Linked DNA regions of Homo sapiens: regions 1 and 3 are each linked to region 2. A link is a loop called in an ENCODE intact Hi-C map of the cell type or tissue named here. Cell type or tissue: endothelial cell of umbilical vein. All regions are shown on one strand. Region 1 overlaps ATP8A1 (ATPase phospholipid transporting 8A1). Region 2 overlaps LOC105374428 (a long non-coding RNA gene). Region 3 overlaps LOC124900697 (a long non-coding RNA gene).

Evidence for each region. A loop is a pair of places that touch in the nucleus more often than their neighbours do. Peaks named below come from ENCODE experiments on the same cell type or tissue, not always from the same donor. Only the 100,000 strongest peaks of a DNase experiment are listed, where the experiment ranks them.
Region 1: a loop joins it to region 2, with 6 times the contacts of the local background. A loop is called at or near these places in 3 of 110 quality-filtered maps.
Region 3: a loop joins it to region 2, with 4 times the contacts of the local background. A loop is called at or near these places in 4 of 110 quality-filtered maps.

Annotation. Positions count from the first base shown.
Region 1 is chr4:42,409,396-42,417,395 of GRCh38, forward strand. It overlaps ATP8A1 (ATPase phospholipid transporting 8A1), which reads right to left. Exons shown (of 37, transcript NM_006095.2): 36 at 5,232-5,323; 37 at 1-3,618. The coding sequence ends at 3,521. Among named protein-coding and RNA genes, the nearest start is that of SHISA3, 16 kb to the left of the region's middle. In endothelial cell of umbilical vein, no CTCF peak of the experiment used is centred here; a DNase peak (open chromatin) is centred at 3,046; H3K27ac peaks cover 2,508 bases.
Region 2 is chr4:42,336,968-42,344,967 of GRCh38, forward strand. All of the region lies in intron 1 of LOC105374428 (a long non-coding RNA gene), which reads right to left. Among named protein-coding and RNA genes, the nearest start is that of SHISA3, 57 kb to the right of the region's middle. In endothelial cell of umbilical vein, no CTCF peak of the experiment used is centred here; DNase peaks (open chromatin) are centred at 3,194 and 4,764; H3K27ac peaks cover 2,031 bases.
Region 3 is chr4:42,278,944-42,286,943 of GRCh38, forward strand. LOC124900697 (a long non-coding RNA gene) reads right to left here. Exons shown (of 2, transcript XR_007058106.1): 2 at 6,880-7,458. Among named protein-coding and RNA genes, the nearest start is that of SHISA3, 110 kb to the right of the region's middle. RefSeq lists enhancers at 5,311-5,450, 6,267-6,768. In endothelial cell of umbilical vein, CTCF peaks have their summits at 1,610 (motif pointing left) and 3,241 (motif pointing right); a DNase peak (open chromatin) is centred at 3,248; H3K27me3 peaks cover 436 bases.

The DNA of each region.
Region 1 (8,000 bases), 72 kb after region 2:
GAGAAAAATCAGACTATGGTATCTTACGAGTCATTATAGAAATGTTCATCATTAAAAAGCATTTATTAGGCACTGAACTGCATGATGTTACCTTAAGTCATTTACAAAAGAATTCCTGGTCCATGTGATGTGAATGGGCTGGGCACTTTCTCCATAAATTTTGTAGATGACTATTTGTAAGATTATACACTTAATAGGTTTTAAAACCAGGAACTATCAAAGGGCAACTGCACAAAAATAAACACGATTATTTAGCTTTGTAGTAATTATGACATTGTCATAATTTTAAAACTATGAATAATACAATCTATTACTTTCTGACTAGCATTCATTTCCCGAGAAAACATTTTAAATGACAAGTTGTAAGTGTTGTACAGTGCACGCAATGCAAAACAAATTATCATGTGACTTTCACATTGGATATTTAGAATGCTGAACGGCAAAATTAAAGTATAAAATTTAATGATCAGAATGCTGACTGATTTCCATAATTCATTTCCCCTCTGGAAATTAAAGAGGAATCACTGATTCCATTTAATGACCATACAATTCATGTAAATGGCTAACATTATTTAGCAGAATACACATTCACCTGACTTGATTAGAAAAAGTTTTCCATTAACTTAGCAACACTGCTGAAGCAGTCTCACATTAGAGCACAGAGTGGAGGTGGGAGGACGGGAAGTACATATATCATTTAAAATTTACAACGTTCCTGAGAAACACTGTTTTCCTAATAATATCTACAATATAACATCTTTCTGGGTGTGAGACACCAATATATTTTTATATGTATATATAAAACATTTAGAAAGTCCATGCTCAATACCACTGTATACTATTCAACATTAAAGAAGCAACTTCCAGCTTTTCAATGCTAAATGAATGAGGATTTTCTATTATAAGTCGTATTGTCTGAATTGTAAACATTGTAAAGCAACTGTGTTAGCATTTGCCAGAGTCCCTATAAGGAACTTTTTAATTGAAGAGTACGTGCCCTTTATTTCAAAAAAACACATGTTAAAAGTCACATTGACTGTTTATTTCAATCCTGGTAAAACCATGTGACTTTTTTCCAGTTAAGGAAGGTTTAAAAAATCAGACTATTTTCTCTAATTTAACACTGTAAAGTCACTGCAATTGCAATGTTATATTTTAAGTTTCACCAAGAAGGTCATTCCCTGTCCCTCAAACCCCAAGTCTCACCCAGGAAGCAAAGAGACTGACAATGTCAATAATTCAAAAACAGGACGATGGGACAAAGAGGCTCAAATTAGTCACATTTCAGATCATGTTACACATTATCAACCGTAAGTATTCTTCTCATGTTTAAGAGCTCCACAGAAACAATCCACGTTTCAAGATTAAAATAAAACTTACATTTTTAAGTCAGAAAATCCAGTTCTATTATATCCATAATGTTTTTATATTAAAATTCTGCAGAAGGGTGCCACTGATGAAGTGAGCGCAAACAGAAGCAGCTCTTCTCTATTAACAGAATTAAACACTACAAAGTGTTTCTCTGGAGGGGTGCATTTCACTCTTGCTTTCTTATTTTTTGTGGTTTGACCTCAGCTATCACCACTGGGAAGCCCAGGAAAAGCTGCTCTGAATATTCATTCACTGGACAGGTAAAGACTGGGACTTCAGAATTTTGAAGACGATCTTAGACTCTTACACCTGTGGTCTTGCTAGATGTGTTGATTCATGACTCTCTCAATCTGTACCCCAAACAGGAAGGGCTTGGGAAGTAAAGTATGTAAACGTGTGTTCCCTTAAGGTTAGAATTATGTATATGTGTTATAACCTCTTATTTGTAGAAAATGGAGAGGCATACTGGTAACTAAGGAGCTACAAATACAGACAAGGAAATGACATATATCCTAATTTTAAATCTAGATTGAGAAAAAGGGTGAAAAGAATGTGAAAATATTAAACTCGAGAAGCGATCTGAAAAAAAATCACCTCTTCTCAATTCTAGTTGACTTTTTTTAAAAGAGAAAGTTCTACCTATTTTGCTGGTAAGTCCATGTAAAGGCAAGCAGGCTTTTGAGTAAAAGGCAAATAGTTTGCTTCAATCTCTGAAGTGTATCTGAAAACTAATTCCTTTTTTTCAAATGAAAGTATTATTTAAAAAATAGTGTAGAAAACTGGTTGTGGTTTTTAAACAGCCCCTTCATTTACTGTTGGTAGCAAAATAGCCATTTTCAGATGTCTTGTAAATGCTGAAAATAATTGAACTGAAGATACATTTTAAAACATACTAACAAAAGCTACTCATGATGAACGTGTCCTCTGACTGTAAAGTTACCGGCCTGAGTAAAATCCGCATTTTTTAAATGGGGAAAATGTACTACCTATTTGTCCCAATAAGCAGCATGTGACGAATTTTGGGAACTATTTGATGAGTGAACTGTGAAATAATTTTCAGTCTTCAGTATAGGGGGCAGTCACCATAACACTGGGTGTGCTACACAAGACACAGGCATCTCTAGTGGGAACTGGAACACAGGACAAAAGCCCATGCATTTATCTGACATGTTATTCCAAATATTGCAACAGAAGCTTTGGAAATCCCACGTAAATACGTAGCATATGTTTCTTAAGAGGAAAAACTTTAAGACAAAATGACATCACTCAATCTACTGCATTAGCCAGATTTTTAGAAAAATCTAAATGATGATGAAACTTCATCAGAAATACCTGAAACATACATAGTTTGAAAAATCAGTGTCATAACAACAGAGTCACATTAACACGTGTGTCCTCTAACAAATAAACACGACAAACAACAAAGAAGCATTTGTAAGGCCAAAGGTGCAACATCACCGATTTTAGTAGCAAATGCCTTGAAATATTCATTTTTGTAAATCACTCTTACATTTGGAAAGTCAGGCATGCAGATCTTACAGCGGAACTGGAAGTAAACTTTCTCTTACATTTCTGGGCATATGACTACTGAACTAGAAAAACACTTACTGAACCTCTTTGGCAAACATTTATCAAGACAATTTTGGACACAAATGCTTGTTTAGAAATTTTGCTCAGGAAGGTGAGTCAGTTCCTTAAGAATGCTGGTTTGTTTCAGCATATCCTGAAATCTAAGTCTGGATACCAAGAGTCCCTTTAACTAAATATCATTTAGAGTTTTTTAATGGTTGGTTACCTTGTGGTACAGCCAATAAACTGACAGTCAGTTACAGCCCCACAGTAATGGCATAAGAATACTGACTTATTCTCCGTTTAAGAAAGCCCTCTGGCAAGATACCAGGTCATTTTCAATTTCCGTTTACAAAGACTTAGCAAATACCTTAAAAAAATCCAAAAGAGATGGTGTTACAGTACAGTTGCACAGTGCTTATGTCTATAATATACATGAATCTGAATGTCCATCAGCGAGATGAGCTCAGATCTACCTTTCCTCTTCATGGACCAGACTGGAATTGGTTAGCAGACTGCGGTGACAACCTGGTAGCTCTCCTTAGAGAGGTAACAGAGCCTGCCTTTCAGGCTCTCCCCATCACCATTCGTCGGGCCTCTGTTTCGTGGTATCATATGCTCTTATCACTTCAGACTGTGAAACGATTCCATTTTCATCTTGAGAGAACGCATACCCATCTGTAGGTTAATGATAAAACAGAAATTCTCACAAAGGCACTGGAAACCACCGTTATTCTGACTTTTGGGTATTCATTTTCTAGCCTGGGGAACAAATGCAGCCTTCCCACATTCAAAAGCATGGAGACACTGATTTTTAATGCCTAGAAAAGATACAGACTTAACTTCAAAATAAAGAGTGGGATGATCTTAGGTTGCCAGTTTAGATTCTAGGTATTCTTCTCTCTAGAAGACTGAGTAGGCACCCTCAATTCCCCTAAATCCTCTGTCCCGTAAGTCAACTCCAACTCTTCTAATTTTTGCTTCCCCAATTCTGGAGGGGGTGAGGGAGTTGAGTCAAGTGGGCTCACATATTTCCACATAGGTCAGGTGGATGAGAGGAAAGGAAAAGTGATATGTAGGTGAGGTGGTGAATAATGTAATTGATTCAACCATCCCACCATGTACGGTCCCTTGGTATCTGTGGGAATGGCTTCAGGGACCCCCTTAAATATCAAAATCCACGGATGCTTAAATCCTTTATATAAAATGGCACAGTATTTGCATATAACCTACACACATTCTCTCGTAGACTTAAAATCATTTCTAGATTACTTATAATACTTAATACAATGCCCTCACATCAGTTCATTCTAGTGGATTCAATGTAGTATTTCGTCCATGGCAAGTTCAAGTTTTGCTTTTAGGAATTTTGTGAATTTTTTTTTCCCCCTTGAATATACTTGACTCACAGCGGGCTGAATCCACAGATGTGGAACCCACTGATAGAAAGGGCCAACTGTACATCAAAACATCACCTTGTACTCCATAAATATAGACAATTATTGTTTGTCAATTTAAAAAGGCGAGGAGGAGGAGATAAACACAAATAGCTGCTCATGGTGGCAAGTGGTCTCCTTCCTTCAGAGGACATTCCCCTTGGCTCTCAGCATCACAAATAAACTCACTCACGCCCCGACATGGCATGGGCATAAGGAATGGCCCCCAAGGGGATCACATCTTTAGAAAAGGCCTCTTGAAGTATAAAGAGCAAAAGCATTAGACATGAGTATACGTAAGTGAAAATAAATTATAAGTGGAAACAACATGAAACAAAAGATATATTACTCACACAAATACATTTACTACAGGGCTTTACATTTTATATTCTTTTTTAGATCTTGAAATGTTAAGAGGGCACAATATCTAATAATGTCTTACAACTCTAAATATTCATAAATATTTCTGAAGGGGAAAATATATGCTTCCTTGTGTTGTATGAAAGCTGAAAGGCTCTTGCAAAGTTATTCAAGTAGAAAAGATAACAAGACAGGGGCAGCTTTTAAGAATTAAGATTTACTGGCTTTAAAGAAAAAGATTTGAGGAAGCAAGGAATGTGGAAATACTGTTTTTCTTTAAGTGAAACAGCAAGATTTTAAAATTAACTATCTCTTCTGTTGAAAGTGAAATGGTTCTGACCAATGGATTTTCTGTTATTTACAGGTTACAAATATGCAAAACTTATTTTAGACATTAGTTTTAAATAAATATCCCTAAAGTCAGGATACTGTATAAATGCTATGATACAGCAATGGCAGAGAATTTATTTAAAAATAAGAAACTCAAATACTCACGGAGCAGATTTTGTTGCAAGGATTCAGAGCGGTACAAGTTCACGTGGTTCTTCTTAAAGACGTTCTTGAGCAGTTGCGCCCTCTCGGTCAGGCTGCAGAGCAGGTGCAAATGTGTGAAATGAATTATCAACTCGGCAGAGACCCCAGTGTGCCCACAGGACCACCAAAGAGAGTTAGACTTAAACAAAAGATTGCTCGAGAAATCCGTAGCCTAGTGATTCTTTTTACACATTTTCTCAGATAGCGAATGAAATTTCAAGTATTTAGACAGACTTTTGAGGCCATTTTCTCCCTAAGGAGTTTGGTCCCCAATAATCCTTCTCCCAGTAAAAAGTAGGATCTCCTCACCACCCCCCACTCAGTTATATTTAAGTCAAATGGCAACACAGAGCCAGTATAACACAATTAAAATAAAAAAATACAAAACAACAGTAGTGTTATTCACTTTTAAAAACTGACTACATATATTCTAAGCATGGCAATTTTTAGAATAAAAAATTAGTTATTACTATTTTTTTCACATTTGGCACGTTTTGGTATAAACTATTTTTTAGTTAAAAATATTAAAGTAAATATTAACTAACATTACACAAAGAAGACATTTCATAGACTTTTTAACTAGAAGTTCACTACCACTAATATGGTATGACATGTGTTCCTTAATTTTATTTTAAAATAAACTATTTTCAGAAAAATAATTATGGTAGGTGAAATAACAAGGAAAGTATTTTTCAGGAAGTGTTTAGAATAGTTGTCTCCTCAGATACAAATCCAGATAATTATGTAACTTCTAAAAGCACATTGTAAAAAATAAGGCATCTTCTCCCCCAACTTCCCATAAAAGTGTCTCACACAGTAGAAACTCAAATATTTGTTGAATACGTGAAGTTGAGTAATAATTCTGAAATGTACTTATAGACATCATCCATCTTCCAAATCATGCCATTTCTTCATTGTTTTATAAAATTGTTTTGATATTAAAGAACATAATAGGCATGAGAAACAAATAAGTAATCCATATGTGTTGCAGCAAATGTTTATGCAATTTTAATAACTGGAACTGATTCAGCTGAAAAATTTCCATCTTGTGTTTTTCCCACTATAAAAGCTTTAGTTAAATTGCTGTGTTATGTTAGTTCTGTATTTTGCCAATTTTTCTAAGACCCTGAAATGAAACAATATCATATACAAAAAAAGGATCCTCTGCAAAATGAACTCATTGTGTAAATGAATTATGCAAACATTTAGGCAAAAACCGAAGAAAAAATATTTAGAAATGTTAACATTTGTAGTAATCTTCCACATATATATTTTAAAGTCTAGGGAGGTTAACTGGTATTATTGGACATATTTTATTGTCATTGGAAATTAGCTACATGAAGGCAAGAAAACTAATTAATCTAAAACTCCAGCAGTTCTGCAAATAGTTGTAAAACTTGTTTCTGTCAGTGAAATAAACAGATATGAGAAATGAGAAAGGGCCATTTTTACAGAGTTGCTTTCTTACTCTACTCTTTAAATGATCTAGCATTACAGACCCATGGACCCTGAGGGACACTAAAATATGTAACTGCTTTGAGGAAGTCGCAGCTTTAGCAGCAGGTGGTCTGACTTCCTTAGCAGAGCCTTGTGGATGGGGTGCTGGAAAGTCTTTGGTGTTTCAAACCGAAATGACTACGGGAGACTAGAGGATGGCAATGTATCATTATGCAGCATCTTCTTCCCAAAAGACATTTTCCAGGTTTCAGGCTGGCCTTCCTAAATGCATAATACTTTAATATTACAATATTAAAGTGGTAAGAAGGCAGACATGAGAATTTAGTCTTTCATATTACAGCAACTGAAATACATAAGGTAACATAATTCCGTTTTGTACAGTTCATATAAAGGCTCTCATTAGCTCTTCTTTTATATCAAGTTAACGTACAGCATTAAAACAAAGCAGTAAGAAAGTCTCTTTCTTAAGAAAGAAGCACATTACTCAGGAAAGATCATGGGCTCTGGAGTAGGGCTTTGGTTTAATTTTGCGTTGGCTGCTTATTAGCTGGGTCACCACAGGCAAGCTTTTCTCTGTCATCTCCTATATATCAGGAGGGCAGTACTTAACTCTCAGGCAGACTGTGAGGATGCAGGGAGCTGTCAGCACAATGACTGACACTTAGGAAGCACTCAACAAATGCTGGGCCCTCCCACCTTTACCCCCAAGATGCTGAGAATTTATTATAAAAAATCAACTAGAACAGAGATCATCACCAAACAAAAGGTACTTTGTAAGGAGTATTTTTGATGCCTTGGTTTCTAGTCAACATAAGCGCAAGGTGAGATGTGTGTTGCTGCACATGGGTTTTAGTTTATAATGTTCTCATTCTACCTCTTTACTAAGAAAATGACTAGATTTTTGTTGTTTTGTTTTTCCTTAGCTATTTTGAACTTCTTGCTTTAGTCCTGTAGAGCAGAGTCCCTCCTTCAGAATATAAATGCCATTCACAGGAGGTTGCTAAATAAATAAGTGATGATGAGTTGTATTTCTCTAGTCTTATCTTACACCTTTGGGGAACTACTCATTTCAACATCTATGCAATTCTGGGCCATCAATGTTTATAGATACTGATACTACTATTAAGGCACATTATAAAATATATTTATGCTAACACTAATAGATATATTAAAAGTTCAGTTTTAGTGGAACAGCTTAACAGTGTGAAAAGACAAAAAAAAAAAACACTAAAGATACCTTCTCACTAAAACCACATTTTATTCACAACTCTT
Region 2 (8,000 bases):
AATGCTGCCTATCTTCACTCACCATTCAGCATCCAAGTCCCCGGTGAACATGGTCAAGTTGTGAAAGATAACTTCCAAATCCACCACTGGGGCCACCATTGGCGCCAAGTGTAGGAAAAATGCACTTTTACATTTGAAATTCCTAGCAGACTCTTCCAGGAGAAGCAGCACATTTCACCGCAATGTGGCTACTCAGGTCTTCTCATCTAGCCGTCTACCTGCACACAATGGCCTGTGTAGAGCTTACAGCATCTTGTAGAGTCAACAATGACTGTAACACTGTAAAAGCCCAAGCTGGATTGACAGGAAAAAAAGCACTGTCTCCAACAGGACACAGGGAATATGATCACTCAGAGATAAGCCCACAATGTGAGGCATATGCAAAGACCAAGAATGCAACTGTTCATTGAACAGATTACACAACATCTCCCTTATTTCTTTACTCCGGACCACTGAGTAAGATGATGAGCAGCTTTGTTGTACCTTCTGCTTTTGTTGTTGCACCTTCTACTTTTGTTGTTGCTGCTGTTCTTTTTTTAAAATTCTAGTTCCATGATCCTATTACATTTCTAAAACTCAGGAAACAAAGTACCAGGGTGACAGGAGAATAGAGTTGAAGTCACGTTTACTGACGGAAACCAGGAGTTTGAGCACTGCCAGTTATTAGCTATGTGACTTTGAGCCAGTCATTTAATCATCCCTGCAAACCAGAGGTGACGGTGTTAAACAACCCATGTGGTTGTTATATTAAATGAGATTATGTATAAGGAAGTGCTTGTAAAACGGAAAGCACTGCACAAATACTACTTGAGATTATTGGTCAACTTGCAATGGAAAATGATTCTGTGTCCTTAAATCCCTTTGGCTTCCCTGGTCTCTCCTTTGGGATCACTAACTTCTAGTAGCCACAGCAAGGTGTGCCCAAGCATAGAAATAATCTCATCATCACCTACCATAGAAACAGTGGGAGAGCACACAGGCACTCAAGGACACACTCGTAGTAACATTTCTGGGCTTCACATCAAGTTGAAAATGCATGTCAAAAGGCCTGTGCTTGACCAAACTCTTTTTTCTCACTCTTCCCAGTACCTAAAAAGGATCATATAGTCCTAATTAGGCCTAGAGAGGCCCACAAAAGAAAGTTGTTTCCAAGAGCTGTGGATTTATGGACTGAAAACTGTAGGCTACTGTGTATTTTAATATATTCAGAGAGACAATTAAGATAACTTTAGTTATGGTTTTGGAAAACAGTCTGGGCAGCCTTCAACTGAACATATAGGCCCTCTCTGTCAAAAACCAACTGAAATGACATTTTTGGAATCAACTCACTCTGTTAAAAGCAACCAACCATCTGAAAACACTCAATGAATTGGAATAAAGTTGTACAAAGTTTTGTGATCCTCAGGAGAGGAACAAAAGTTTGGAAGAAAACTTAGCTGCCAAACTGCAGAAACAGAGAACTCACAAGGAAGGGAGTTCAAGGGCCTACATGTGTGAAAAAGATATTCAGCTTCGCTGAACAAAGTAATGTCAGCGAAAACAACAACAAAACGCCATCGATGGGGATAAAAGTAAATTCCAACACTCAGTGTCAGCTAGGTTCTGTAAAAATAGGCACTCTTCTACCCTGTGGGTGGGAATGTAAATTGGTATAATCTTTTTGGATAGTGACTTTGGCCAGATCTAAAGTAAAACTTTAACTTTGTAACTCTGCTTCTAGAAATTTGTTCTAAGAAATTCATCATAGATTCTAAAAGTCATGAGTGAATGAAGATGTTCATTGCAATCTTATTTATCATAAAGAAGATGGGAAAAACCTAAATGTTCAATAATAGGGGAATAATTAAATAACTTGGGATATAGTTATTTATATTTAACATGTTATACAGTGTTTACATTTTATTATTTTGAACTGTATTTAATAACATGGAGAATCTTGTTCTATAATGTTAGTTATAATAAAGGAAGATGCAAAACTGCACACAGTGTGGAAAGCCTACCTAGGAAATCTACATATAGAAAGAGTGAAGAGAATATAACATTAAAGATTGTTACCACTGTGTGGTAAGAATATTCACTGCTTCCATTTTCTTTATATATTTTTGTGTTTTCCAAATTACAGAAATTACATATAATTAACATGTACACATTATTTCAACAATTAATAAAAAGTAATTTTATTTATTTATTTATTTTTTAGAGATAGGGTCTTTCTCTGTTGCCCAGGCTGGAGTGCAGTGGCGTGATCACAGCTCATTGCAGCCTTGAACTCCTGGGCTCAAGTGATCCTCCTGCCTCAGGAACTTGGATTACAGGCACGTGTCACCACGCACTGCTAATTTTTATTTTGTAGAGATGGGGTCTTGCTATGTTGTCGAGGATGGTCTCAAACCCCTGGCCTCAAGCGATCCTCCCACCTGCACCTCTAAAAGTGCTGGAATTACATGCATGAGCCACTGCACCCAGCCTAATAAAAACGTAATTTTAAAAAGAGTAAATATTTGGTGTTCTCAAGAACACTTTCAACTGAGCTAGCTTTGAATGCAAATGGAGCCCCTACCTGCCCAGCAAGGAGGGAGAGGTCATTCCGACCTCTGCTCCTTTCTCCAGGAGAAATTCCAGCTGGAGCAGGAGAGGCATCATCAAAGTGAACACACAGGACTTCTAGTTCTGTCAACCATCAAAATTCTCTTGAATATGCACGACAAGAATTTAAAAGGAAGAGGGTGGGAAAAAAATCCCCTTCTAATATTTCTGCTCTTTTTCAAGTTTTTTTCACTCCCCGTCAGTTTAAATTCTGTTAAGTTTTATCTTTACCTTCTGTCCAATTGATAATCTGAAAATGAAGATAAAGAGACTGAGACATTCAGAATTTTCCCAAGAAAGTGAATTAAAATGGCCTGGGGAAGGCATGACTGAAATCTCTTTCTATTTAGGTTTGAGATGAAGCTGTGTAGTTCTAGAGTTTAGTTGGACCTCTGTGAGTCTAGTTGTTTCTAGCTTTAGCTGATTAAAAAAAAAAGAGCTTTCTCTTTTCCACCAAATAGGAAATGACTCAAACCTTGTCCAGTACATCTAAAAGATAGGATAGAATTCACAACACGGTATCAAGAAGAAAACAGCTGGCTGACATCGGTGCTGGATGTTTTCTGCTTGTCTCTCCAGATACACTTTACATCTCTCACTCTGCCCTCTGTCCAAGAAGACTGGCCATTCTGAACTGCATCTAGGCCTCTGCCTCTAAATTCCAGTTCGGTTTGGCCAGTGGGAGCCATGGGCAGGAGAAACGGAAGGGCCTTGACATATTATTCCCCTGGCTCACTACATGCTGGGCTGGGGCTTGTCAGCGGCTTTATCCTGTAGACAGCCTTTTCCAACAGCTGCAATTCTCTCTGGGCTCCAGCGACTGACTCCTGGCCCTTCCCTTCGTGCTTAGCAGCAGCTTCTGGGTGGTGCTGGCCCCTGGGTGCTTTACCATCCCTTGTTGATTTCCCTTAAACCTCACCAAACCTTTGTAAATTGTCCTTTTCTCAAACTCTCTTTAATTTCTCCTTTTGAATTTGCCATCTCTTTCCTGCCAGGACCCTGAGCTTTAAAATCCTTATGGCACAGTTCAGCTTCATCCTGTGTCATGTCTACCTATGAGAATATCCTGATGGCACATTTGACGGAGCTCATGTTTCATAATCATTATGGTGAGTAGAAAGTTTGCAAGCATTTCATAGTGCGACAGTGGTCAGCTTTAGAACCCCATGGTCTACAATAGTGGATCTTAGCAACTGAGTTTTACAAAACACCACTGTGCCAAAACAGAGGTAAGCTAGAGTGATTTATTAGTAATAATGAAGAATTGAGTTTTCATTCGTAACAATGAAAAAATGTTTTTTATTAAAAACAAAACTAACAAGAGTAGATGTGCTGTTTTTATAATTATGCCATTCTTACTCACAGACATTCCAGTGTGCTTTCTTGAGATAGAGGTAAAGGAGATAGGGCGGTCCAGCAAATGCACCACAATTTGCCCATAAGCTGCATGAATCCATATACCAGTCCATAGAAGTGACCCTGGGAGCATGTACCACATGTGCTATCACTTATCTATATGTAGTGGTAGAAAAAAGCTGGAGAGCTATTGTTGGATCACATAACAATCCATTAAGGGAATGCTCTTGACTTGGTAGCTCTACTATTTGTCATCCAAATTTTCTCATCAGTCTGTGTAGTAATAAAATTACTAATATTTCACCAATAAGTGCCTTAGTTGCATCTTCTTATTTAATCCTTAAAACAATTCCCATTGTACTAATTAAGAGTTCATTGGCCGGGTGCTGTGGCTCATGCCTGTAATCCCAGCACTTTGGGAGGCTGAGGCAGGCAGATCATGAGGTCAGGAGATCAAGACCATCCTGGCTAACATGGTGAAACCCCGTCTCTACTAAAAATACAAAAAATTAGCTGGGCGTGGTGGCGGGTGCCTGTAATCCCAGCTACTCGGGAGGCTGAGGCAGGAGAATTGCTTGAACCCAGGAGGCGGAGGTTGCAGTGAGCCGAGATCGTGCCATTGCACTCCAGCCTGGGTGACAGAGCCAGACTCCATCTCAAAAAAAAAAAAAAAAAAAAAAGAAATAAAGAAAAAAAAGGTTCATTAATAGGCTGAAAGGGAGGTAGTGTATGGAGGACATTCCATACTTTCACAAGGGAGCTCTAGCTAGGGTATCTTGGGATAAATGTGAGCCAGCTAATATTTATATCACTGCTTCCCGCTGAGGCTATGACTAATAGATCTCAAACAGTGAATAGAAAAAAAAGTTCAAATCTCTTCCTCTGGTCAATTTAACTCAATTAAATTGCTAGATCTTGAGGGTGCTGAGATGAATGAAACATAGTTCTGCCCTCCAGGAATCTGAAGCGTAGTTGGTAGACAGAGATATAAACAATTAATGATGGAACAGTAATAAAATATGATTAAAATGATAATAGAAACATGTTTAAAATTTAGTAGGAAAACAGATGAGAGAGCGATTACTTTTTTAAGAGGTAGAGGGCTCTCATGAAAAATTATGTATCGAAGGTGACGGTTAAGCTTGACCTTGAGGGGTGTTTAGAAGTTCAACAGTGAAAGTGGTGGAGAAAGAGGTATTACAGGAAAGGACCCAGTAGGGGTCTTTCTTCTCATTCCTGCCAAAGGCTTAAAGTTTCCAGTTGCTATTCAGCATTGCATTTCCCATGACCTGACTAGATTTCTCACTCGTTCCTCTTTGGGTCTGAGGGATTAAAGTGCTATTGGAAGAGAGGCATTGGGAAAGGAGAGCTGGCTGGTTTTCGGTAAAATCCAACCAGTGGTCTTGGTCTCAGCAGGACCATGTACCAACCACCTGAGAAAACTAGCTAAATACCCCGAGTCTGAAATCAGACAGAAATGTACAATTGGAGATGTGGATCCCGCTGTGGATCTCGTTCATGGGGCCCGCCTCTAACTTGGCTGCACAGATAGCCTTGGAGACAACTATCTGTCAGAGATTCTTGTGGCCACATGGAGTTTGGATTATGAAAGTATTAGGAAAATATTAGGAAAGGAGAATTTATAGTAGAGATTAATCAACTCAATACTATTACTCATAAGTATACTGTATTATATCAGACCAAGAAGAGGAAAGAAGATTTGGAAGATTGTCCAAGATGGCATAATGATTGATAGAGTTTACTTGACTGAGAAAAGCGGACTTTAAAATATGTGAGTCCTACAACTTCTTATCTTTGCCCCCAGACACATGCAAATTTTTTTCTTGCTAAGATCCAAAGACCTTATTCGCCACTGTCTTATGTCATCTGTCTTAAACCCTGGACTTAATATTGTCTCTTGTTCTTCCAAAGTGGTCAGTATAGATACCCTCAAAGCCTGACAAAGAGACTAGTGGATTGGGTAAAAGGAAACCAAAATGAAGGTGGAAAAGAATATATTACTCTTTAAATAGAACCAGAAATCAAGTGCTGAGATCAGCTTGGCTTCAAAAAGTAATAGGATGCAGCAACAAAAAAGACGCAATACTTAAGAGTAAAATTAACAATAAATATGTACGTTTTATATAGGGAAAAAAACAAACTTTAAAACACTCTGAAAGGCACAAAAATAGACTCGAACATATGGAAAGATGTTCAGGAACATATCCCTGTCTTGATAGAATGACTTAGTATCATAAATATCATAAAGATATCAGTTCTTCCCAAGTTAATGTGATCCCAGCAAAAATACAAATAAGCCTTTTTCTGGAGCCAGACAAGCTGATATTAAAGTTCATAGAGCAAAACAAAACAAAATCTAAAAAGCATGCAAGAATATTTGGGGAAACACAGGGGAAAAAAAAATGCTACCTAACATCTATTATAATGTACGATATAAAACTTCTGTAATTCAAGGTGTCGTTCTGGCACATGCATACACATTCAGACCAACAAAATAGAACAGAAAGCCCAGGAATAGACCCACATATGTGTGGAAATTTAGTACATGACAAAGGTGGTATCTACAATCACTGAGGCAAAAATTGACTTTTAAACAAATGGTGTGGGGACCACTAGACAACCATATACAAGAATAAACTCCACATGGATCCAAAATGAAACCTGGCCAGGTGTGATGGCTCACGCCTGTAATCCCAGCACTTTGGGAGGCCAAGGAGGGATGATTGCTTCAGCTCAGAAGTTTAAGACCAGCCTGGGCAACATAGGGAGACCTCGTCTCTATTTAAAAAAAAAATAAAAACAAAATTAGCCAGGCGCGATGCATGCCTGTAGACCCAGCTACTCGAGAGGCTGAGGTGGGAGAATTGCTTGAGCCTGGGAGATCACGGCTGCAACGAGCATGCCACTGCACTCCAGCCTGAGCCACAGAGCAAGACCCTGTCTCGAAGAAGAAGAGGAAGAAGAAGGAAATAATGAAATCCACCAGTGTTAGGAGAAAATACGGGTGACTTTATAGCAGAGATGTGGGGAGATGCTATCTAAATACAACTCAAAATCCAGATGCAACAAAAAACCGATCATTTGAACCACCTAAAAGTAAGACCTATTTGCATGGGAAATTAAAAAAAAATAATGGCAAAGTCATAAGATAACTGACAATTGGGAAAAAAAAACATTTGTAACATATATCACATAGGGCCAATACTCTTAAAATATAAAAAGTAGCAGGATGTGGGAGGTGAGAATGCTTCTCTAGTTTTTTCTTAGTTTATCATTTCAGTCTTCACTTCTGGGCTTTCTGTAAGGGCCACTGTAATTAGCTTGCTGTTGGGTTGGTCTGATTTAACATTTCATGGCCACTTTGTTGTTATTTTTTGCTAACTTGTACTTTTACTCCTGGGGACCTGCTTGATTTATAAGTGTTTTCCCAGTTCACATTTTGCACTGGACTCTGCACCTGGTGTTTTCCCTGGGCGGGCAGCAACGACTGGTTTGCCGGGCTCTCATTTCGCTGAGGGTTCCCAGTGAGACCTGCGCCTGTGTGGGCGGCAGGGGGTTCAGAGAAGGAGGCTGGGTGGAAGGGCTCCTTTAGCAGAGATTAATACACTCCAAAATACACTTAGTTTACAGTCGTGGGGATTTCCAGGTGTTACTAGACACAGAGAGTTCTTTATGGTATCCCAACAGGGATGGATAAGTTTTCAAAGGTGGGGGGGTAAGATAAACAAGTTTTAGGTCATAGATATCTAAACCGGATCCTCATTTTCATCTTTGTTACTTGAGGAATCATAGTTGAATGCACAGAGACTTAATTTAATTGTCTTCAAATTCATTAAAGTGTCATGGATGGGCAACAGGAAGATAATGATATTCTGGAATCAGGGAATGTTCTGGAAAATTAAGGGAATGGTGCCCAGACTGCTTTCCACCCCTCACCCCCAATACCCTCCATGTTACAGGGGGGGCAGCTTTAACCAGAGGTTCACACTCACATCAGGATAGAAGAATGCATTTCCTGGAAGTGCATTCTCGTAGAA
Region 3 (8,000 bases), 58 kb before region 2:
TGAGAAGTTTCATTTTAAAATGAAACAGGTTTCTGTAGGGGAACGGTGAAATGTATGGCAGGATTTTACTAATGCAATCAATTGGACCAGCGTAGAACATCACAGAAGCCACGTCTTAGGACTTTGCCCAGCAGATGGCAGAAGCGAAGGTTCCAGATCAGGTGCGTGGGCCTGCGGAGCCATGATCTGTCTTCTAAACCCTGCCCCTGTGGCTGCCCAAGCATTATGGGTGGGGGGGCCCGGCCACTTTGCACTTTTGTTCTTGGGCTACATCTTGACTTTTCCCGGTTGTGTGCCCGCGTCCTCTTCTTCCCACGTTCGATCTCCAAGATTCCTCTGCCAGCCATGGGGTCCCCTGGGAGGGTGTCCATGCACTTTTCCTACTGCCTTTTTTCTTTATTCCAGAGCAGTTGCTGTGGACACTCAGCCCTCTTGATTTCTTTTCTATCCAGGAGTGCTAAGAGACAGCAGGAGTGGGGCCTTGGGAGTGGGGGTTATTGTATAAGCCTCCGAGCCAGGAGTTTAACCTTTACCCTTCGCCACAACCCTATGTGGTAGACAGCATTTTCCCTTTGGCTAGATGAAGCAACCGAGGCTCAGGGAGAATCAGGAGCTTGCCGAACGTCCACAGGAAGTTTTCAGAACAGCAATGGACCCTTTTCACTCAATATTTCCTGTAACTCTTGACCCTTCCAAATTTCTGCGGCGTTTAAATTCCCTGGTGTCATGTGGATCCATGACCTCTGGAAAGGGTGGTTACAGGAACTCTAAAGAGGTCTCAGAACATAGAAAACTTTGATGACTCAGGGCAAGGCGAACTCCCCACCCCAGTCCTCCCGGACCAGACAGACAGTGTCTCCATCAGAGTGAGAGAAGCTGCAGAAGGAGCCGCTGCAAGGAGACATTGTGGGTCTCTGAGAGAGGGAGGCCCATATGCCTCACCTTCCGGGGTGGGCTAGGGGCTAGGATCGGGTGGAAATGAAAGCCCAGCTGGTTTTAGAGGGCAGAGACGTCCTGAGGAGCGTGGCTGGTGTGGCTCCCAGTGGGGCCTGGGGCAGCCTCTGCAGCTCAGGAGAGGCCCAAGCCACAGCAGAAGAACCCCAGCCGGAAGGAACCGTGGAGACTCCAGCGAATGTTCCTCCAGACTTCTCAGGTGGCGCAGCTGAGGACAAGCTGGGAAGGGGAATAGCGCAGAGGGAAAGATCCAGACCACAGCTCCTTCCAGTCCGCCTTGCTCTGAATCACGGCTGCTGCCAAATGCAGGACCACAGTTTGCTGACAAAAAAGGGTTCTAGGCAAATGCATAACATTTTAGCATCTTAGGGGGGGCTTAGTAATCCCTGATTAAGAAAATGTCGTCATTACTTGAAAATACCTTTGATCTATCTATCATTACATATATTAAATAAAATTACTGACCTATTAGAAAACCCAGAGTGGTTCTAAATAAATATTTTCATTTTCCAAAGAAGAAAAAAATCAAGTCAGATGCCAGTCTGCAACACTGTGACCCCACATAGCCCAATATGTGCCAATATGTGCCAATATGGTGAAACGAGGAGGAACCATGATTGACTCAGCTAACCTTTCTGCCCCCTAGTGGAATGGGGACTCACTACAGAAATTGAGTTAAGTTAGGGAAACTTCAATTTTTGTAATTATTGACTTATTTATTTTTGAGATAGGGTATTGCTCTGTCGCCCAGGCTGGAGTGCAGTGGTCAAACTCAATTCACTGCAACCTCTGCTTCCTGGGCTCAAGTGATCTTCCCACCTCAACCTCCAGAGTAGCTGGGACTACAGACGTGTACCATCACATTTGGCTCGTTTTAAAATTTTTTGTAGAGGAGGTCTCACTATGCTGCCCAGGCTGGTCTCAAACTGCTGTGCTCAAGTGATCCTCCTGCTTTGGCTTTCCAAAGTCCTGGGATTACCGGCGTGAGCCACCACCTGGCGAGTTAGGGAAACTTTAAAGTTTCGGTTTTAGCGTTTGGGAAGTGAGGAGCGCCTCTGCCCCACCACTGTGCAACCTTGGAAGTGTGAAGTGACAGCCTTGTGTGTGATCTTTTCTGTTTTCCCCAAGTTTGCATTTTCGACATTAAAGTTTACTTTTTAATAAAAAAAAAGTTTTGGTTTTAGGTTTGTGGATGGGGATCTGTACCCTGAAGCAGCATTGACCCCAGGTTTTTCTGCCTCCCCAAACTGCTCATTTCACTGCACCCGGAGGAAGCGGCACTGTTAAATCAAGAAGTCAACATAATTTTAGCAACTGTTATCTCCGTATTATCTAGATGCCTAATATATATTTTTTAAATTGCACTGTTCAAACCCATTTAATTCAAGGTTCATTTTCCCCACTCATTTCCACTCAATTTAATGAGATTTTACTCAGTATTACATTAAGGCAAATCATCAGGGATCCAGGGATCTCTTTTCAAATATTTTCAGTGTCTTAAACAAAAAAGGCACTCTGTAAGTAAAAAATCACGAAGACATGAATGACTTCAAGATAAGGCATACTTCCAGTCATCCCATACATGAGAGCTTCTCACATATGAATCATTCATCTATTTGAAGTGAGTTTTCACACTTCGGGATAACCCAGTTGTTCTCAACCCTCATCATCATACTTGCAAAAAAGAAAGAGTTCAAAGGGCATTTATAGCAAGATTTTGCAGGTGTATGACCCCTGACCTCATAACGACTGAAGCAAAATTTCCAGGAGTTCGTCAGCCTTCATTTTAAGAAGTTACATGACTTGCCTGGGGTCACGTGGCTTGCTGGTGGCCTGAATGGTACTGACTGGACTTTTGCTGTGGTTTGTGAAACCTCAGGGGAAGGGCAGTGAGGATGTTTTGTGGTAGTTTCAGAGATTCACCTTCCCGGCAATAATGGTTCTCACTAGCACAGAACTGTCGGTTTGTGAGGTCTTTTTCTGGTTGAATTCTTCCAGGGTGACTGAGCTGTCGTCTGCCCTGGGGGCTACTCAGCAAGAAATGCATCTTCTCAATGGTTAATAATGTTCATTAAACTTCATCCTGCCCAGCTCTGACTCTGAACAGCAGCACTGGCTTTCGCTCTGACTTGCAAACCAATGCATCTGCTTCTCGCAGAAAATGTACTTAAACGCTGCATATATATCCTGAGAAATTGATGCTTTCCAGAATTCAGCCCGGACAAGAGCAGCCCTAGTTGGCCCTTTTCACCGTGTGTAGATGTGAAAGAGAGAAAATTCCTCTAGAGGGCGCTCGTAGATTCTTCATGAATGGAGTGCTGGTGAAATGCAGTTCTCCACAAATGGCGCAGACTGCACGGGAGCGAAAGGGGATTTATATAAATAGATGGATGTGGATATGCAATTTTTTTCATCTGCAAATAATGCCTCTTTGTTTTTCTTTCTGATCAGCATCAGTGAAAATCATGCACATGTGGGAAAGTGAAATATGGAGGATTTCTTTTTGTTTCCTTTGTGAATGAATAGTGAACCCTCACCTCTAGGGGAGTTTGCTGTAGTTCACTGCAGTGTCATATTTATAATTATCAGGAGAAGGAGGGAAATTAAAAGATTTGACTGCTTTACTCTTCAGCGGTTGAGCTGTCGGCCCTGGGGACATGCCGGGAACTTCATGTTCTGGCTGAGCTCTGTGGAAATCCTGGGGAATGGCTATTTGACCTCTCATTCAGCCACCTGAGGAAATCAGCTTTGGTTAGATCAGATGGACCATAATTGGCTTTGGAGTTGTTAAAGCACACTCTGGGTACACATTTCTCTATGTTTTGAAAAGCGTGTGTTTTCCTTGGATCAGATCAGCATGTAGGGGAGTCAATCACAGCTTGGGTGGGTGGTTGGACTAGAATGCTGTTTCCCAAGACCTGCTCTGCCTCTCAGCCTCCCCCAGTGACAGGGTGCCTGCCTGGCCCCGCTGGGCCCTTCTCTTCCTCCCCTTCCTCCCCTTCCTCCCCTTCCAGCCCAGGATTAGGGAGAGAGGGCTGAGTCTGCAACCTCAGCTTCCTGGGCTCAGGAGATCTTCCCACCTCAACCTCTCGAGTAGCTGGTATAATTTGCAAGGGAGGCATGGGTTTGGGTGATTTTAAGGGTTCTTTTCTTTTCCTTTTTTGAGACAGAGTCTCGCTCTGTCGCCCAGGCTGGAGCGCTATGGCGCGGTCTCGGCTCACTGCAAGCTCCGCCTCCTGGGTTCACGTCATTCTCCTGCCTCAGCCTCCCGAGTAGCTGGGACTACAGGCGCCCGCCACCACGCCCGGCTAATTTTTTGTATTTTTAGTAGAGACGGTTTAACCATGTTAGTCAGGATGGTCTTGATCTACTGACCTCGTGATCCGCCTGCCTCGGTCTCCCAAAGTGCTGGGATTACAGAGGTGAGCCACCGTGCCTGGCCTTAAGGGTTCTTTTCAACCCTTAGGTTCTATGACTCCATGAACGTGTGGATTCTGAAGTGAGAAGAACATAAATATGAATCAGTGTGACTTCAGCCTTGTAAATGGTATAACTGCTTTCCCTGCCTCTAGTCATGCCCCTCCCCAGATCATTCGCCAGCACCAGGATGATCCTTTACAAATGTGCATTGGATTATGGTTTTCTTTTCTGCTAAAAACTCTTCAGTGGCTCCACATTGCCCTTCATGAAAATGTCCAAACTCCTTAGCACACACAACTTACAAGGCTTGTTACAGTCTGTCCTACAACCTCAGCCCTTCCTCCTGGATGACAGGCAGCTCTCCAATGCACACACTCTGTCTCTCTCATTTCCAGGCCCATGCTGCCCCTTATGCCTAGAACACAGCCTCTGGGCTGACTTGCACACTCCTTGCCTGGCTGATGTTTTTCATCCTTTAGGTCTCGGCATAGGTGCTTCTTCCTCTGAGAAGCCTTACCCAACTCTTAAAGACTGAACGAGGTGCCCCTTCTTATGTTATCTTAGCATTCTGTTCTATCCTTAGCCCTGGAGACACAGAGTTTGTTCTTAGAAGCTGAAAGGCGTCCACGAGGATGTCTGGTAGTGCTGTCTGAATGTTCAAGTCCATTGAGAATGAAGTTCAGAAAGTTTTTAATCTACCTGAGAACCCAAACTGCCCATCCGGACGCTCAACCTTGTTAAATCAAGTTTAGTCTAAAGCTGCCTCCTTACATATTTTAAGTTAGGTCTAAAGGTTTCTCTGTACATTATGAACTGTAACAAGTGAAAGTGTAAACAGACCAGAGCCTACACATGTGCCAATCACCCGAGTTTTGGCCAGTCAAATGTAGCTAACTGTTTGAACCTGTTCAAATAAGGCAAATACTGAGCTGTAACCAATCCGGCTGTTTCTGTTCCTCACTTCCGTTTTCTGTACATCACTTTCCTTTTTCTGTCCATAAATCTTCTCCAACATGTGGCTGTGCTGGAGTCTCTGAGCCTAATTGTTCATTGCTCAATTAAACTCCTTTAAATTTAATTCCACTGAAGTTTTTCTTTTATCAGGCAGAACACCAATCCTGGAACCTATTAAATTATCCTAAATTTGGCCTAAGACCACCTCCCATACCTTGAGTATCACTAAGTAATAAACTGCAACCTAACTTAGTATGTAAACAAATGAAAATCCAATGAGGAGTATATTTTATAGCAAATAGCTGGGTGTCCAGCTTCTGCCAATCACAGGCTGCCATCTGAAAGACCACGTCCAAATTAAGCAAACGCCAGGATGTAACCAATCCAGCTGTTTGTGTACCTCACTTCCATTTTTCTGTCTATAAATATTCCCTGCAAAGTGCCCGCTTTGCAGAGGGGGGCTCTCCTAACCTCTTCTGCTTCTGAGGACTGCATGATTTGCGAATCCTTTGCTCAAATAAACTCTATTAAATTTAATCTGTTTAAAGTTTTTCTTTTAATAATCCTCTTCTCTTCTTTTCTTCTCTTTTTTCTAGACAGAGTCTTGCTTTGCTGCCCAGGCTGGAGTGCAGTGGTGCTGGCATGCTCTAGCTCACTGCAACTGCAACCTCCGCCTCCCAGGTTCAAGCGATTCTTGTGCCTCGGCCTCCTGAGTAGCTGGGATTACAGGCAGCACCACCAGGCCTGGCTAATTTTTGTGATTTTTAGTAGAGATGGGGGTTTCACCATGTTGGCCAGGCTGGTCTTGAACCCCTGACCCCAAGTAATCTGCCTGCCTCAGCCTCCCTAAGTGCTGGGATTAGAGGCATGAGCCACTGCACCCAGCCATACAATCCACAGCTTTCTGTCTACATTAGCAGAACTTTGCACCACTCTTCTGTCTTCATTAGCATGACTTTATTTTCCCAGAACCTGCCTATCGAGGCAAATGGATTGATTGTTCGTTACAGGAACTTGCAAAAGACTCTTCCAAACTCTTCAGTGGAAAGCATCAACAGACAATTTGTGCCCTAAATCTCTGAATCCTTTGCTTCCAAATTCTTGCCTTGCTGTTTCCACCAATTCTGGACTGTTCTATTGTTACTGGGGTGTCTCTGTTTTTAGAGCTTCCAAGATGGTGGCAAGCTTCTTGTTCTCTGACCGGGGGTTCTTGGCCTCACGGATTCCAATGAATGGAACCTTGGGCCATGTGGTGAGTGTTATAGCTCTATTAGGAGCCGTGGGTCACGGAAGAGAACTGTGGAACCCAGCTACTAGCGTTCAGCTCGATTAGGACGAACCCTGGGCTCTTAGCCATGCAGGAACAATGGCAAGCCTTTAGCCTGATTGGGAGCAGCAATGGGTGGCTCGCTGGGTCAGGAGCACAGCGGACACCCTGCCAGATCTGCAGAGGTGGAAGTCAGTGGTGGGTCTGCGATGGCGGCAAACAGCAGTGGTGGACAGCGAGCGAAAGCTCAGCTCGAGCCATAACAAACATAGACCAGAAGAGTGTGCAGTTGCAAGATTTAATAGAATGAAAACAGAGCTCCCATACAATGGGAGGGGACGCAATGGGGGTTGCCGTTGCCGGCCCGAATGCCTGGGTTTATATCCCGATCATTGTCCCTCCCCACTGTGCTCTCAGGCGATAGATGATTGGCTATTTCTTTACCTCTTGTTTTTGCCTAATTAGCATTTTAGTGAGCTCTCTTTACTACCTGATTGGTCGGGTGTGAGCTAAGTTGCAAGCCCCGTGTTTAAAGGTGGATGCGGTCACCTTCCCAACTAGGCTTAGGGATTCTTAGTTGGCCTAGGAAATCCAGCTAGTCCTGTCTCTCAGTCCCCCCTCTCAACAGGAAAACCCACATACTATTGGGGATGTTAGCCAACGACTGCTCTTAACTGCTTCCTGCTGAATTGGGGCTTAGTAGGGGTCGTGCAGTTGAGATTTCCTCGGAAGGTGTGCCTTTGATGTCATCAACATCGGAGCATGGGCTAACAGGCCGGTCTAGGGCTCTGTGGTAGATCTTAGTCATGGACTGCATCTGGGGCTCCATATGAGGAACCATTTGCAGTTTTACAGCTTTGAGTCTGGAAGAGACAAACAACAGGAGGTTAAAGATACAGGGATTGAAATGTATGGCTTGAAGTGCAGGGGATTATTTCTTTGGCACATTTCACAGGCCCTGACTATCTGCTTGATAGTTTTGAAAAGGCCTGGTCCAGTAAATAATAAATTGGCCATCTGATAGATGCTATCCATGCCCAAGTGAAAGGTTTGGTGAAGGGTTTTAAGTAATTTCCATTGATTAGCTGCAGGCAAAAGTATTTTCCCTTTTTCGGTGGCTAGCCATCCTGAGGGGAGGAAACTATGTCCTCGTGTCTATTTCTCCTGCTGAGTACTGGGGCTTGGTTTCCCGGAGGGGATTACCCCATACTAGGGATCCTTCTATAAGCATTTCTAATGGAGGGCCTGCCTTGTGGCTCTTTTGGCTTCAATATCCACTTGGTGGTTCCTTTCTATTTCCTTTTCCTTTCCTTTCTGATGACCCCAGCAGTGTAAGACTGCCACCTCTTTAGGTTTCTGTACAGCCAATAATAATCTCCTAATGGCTTCCTGATGTTTGATCGGT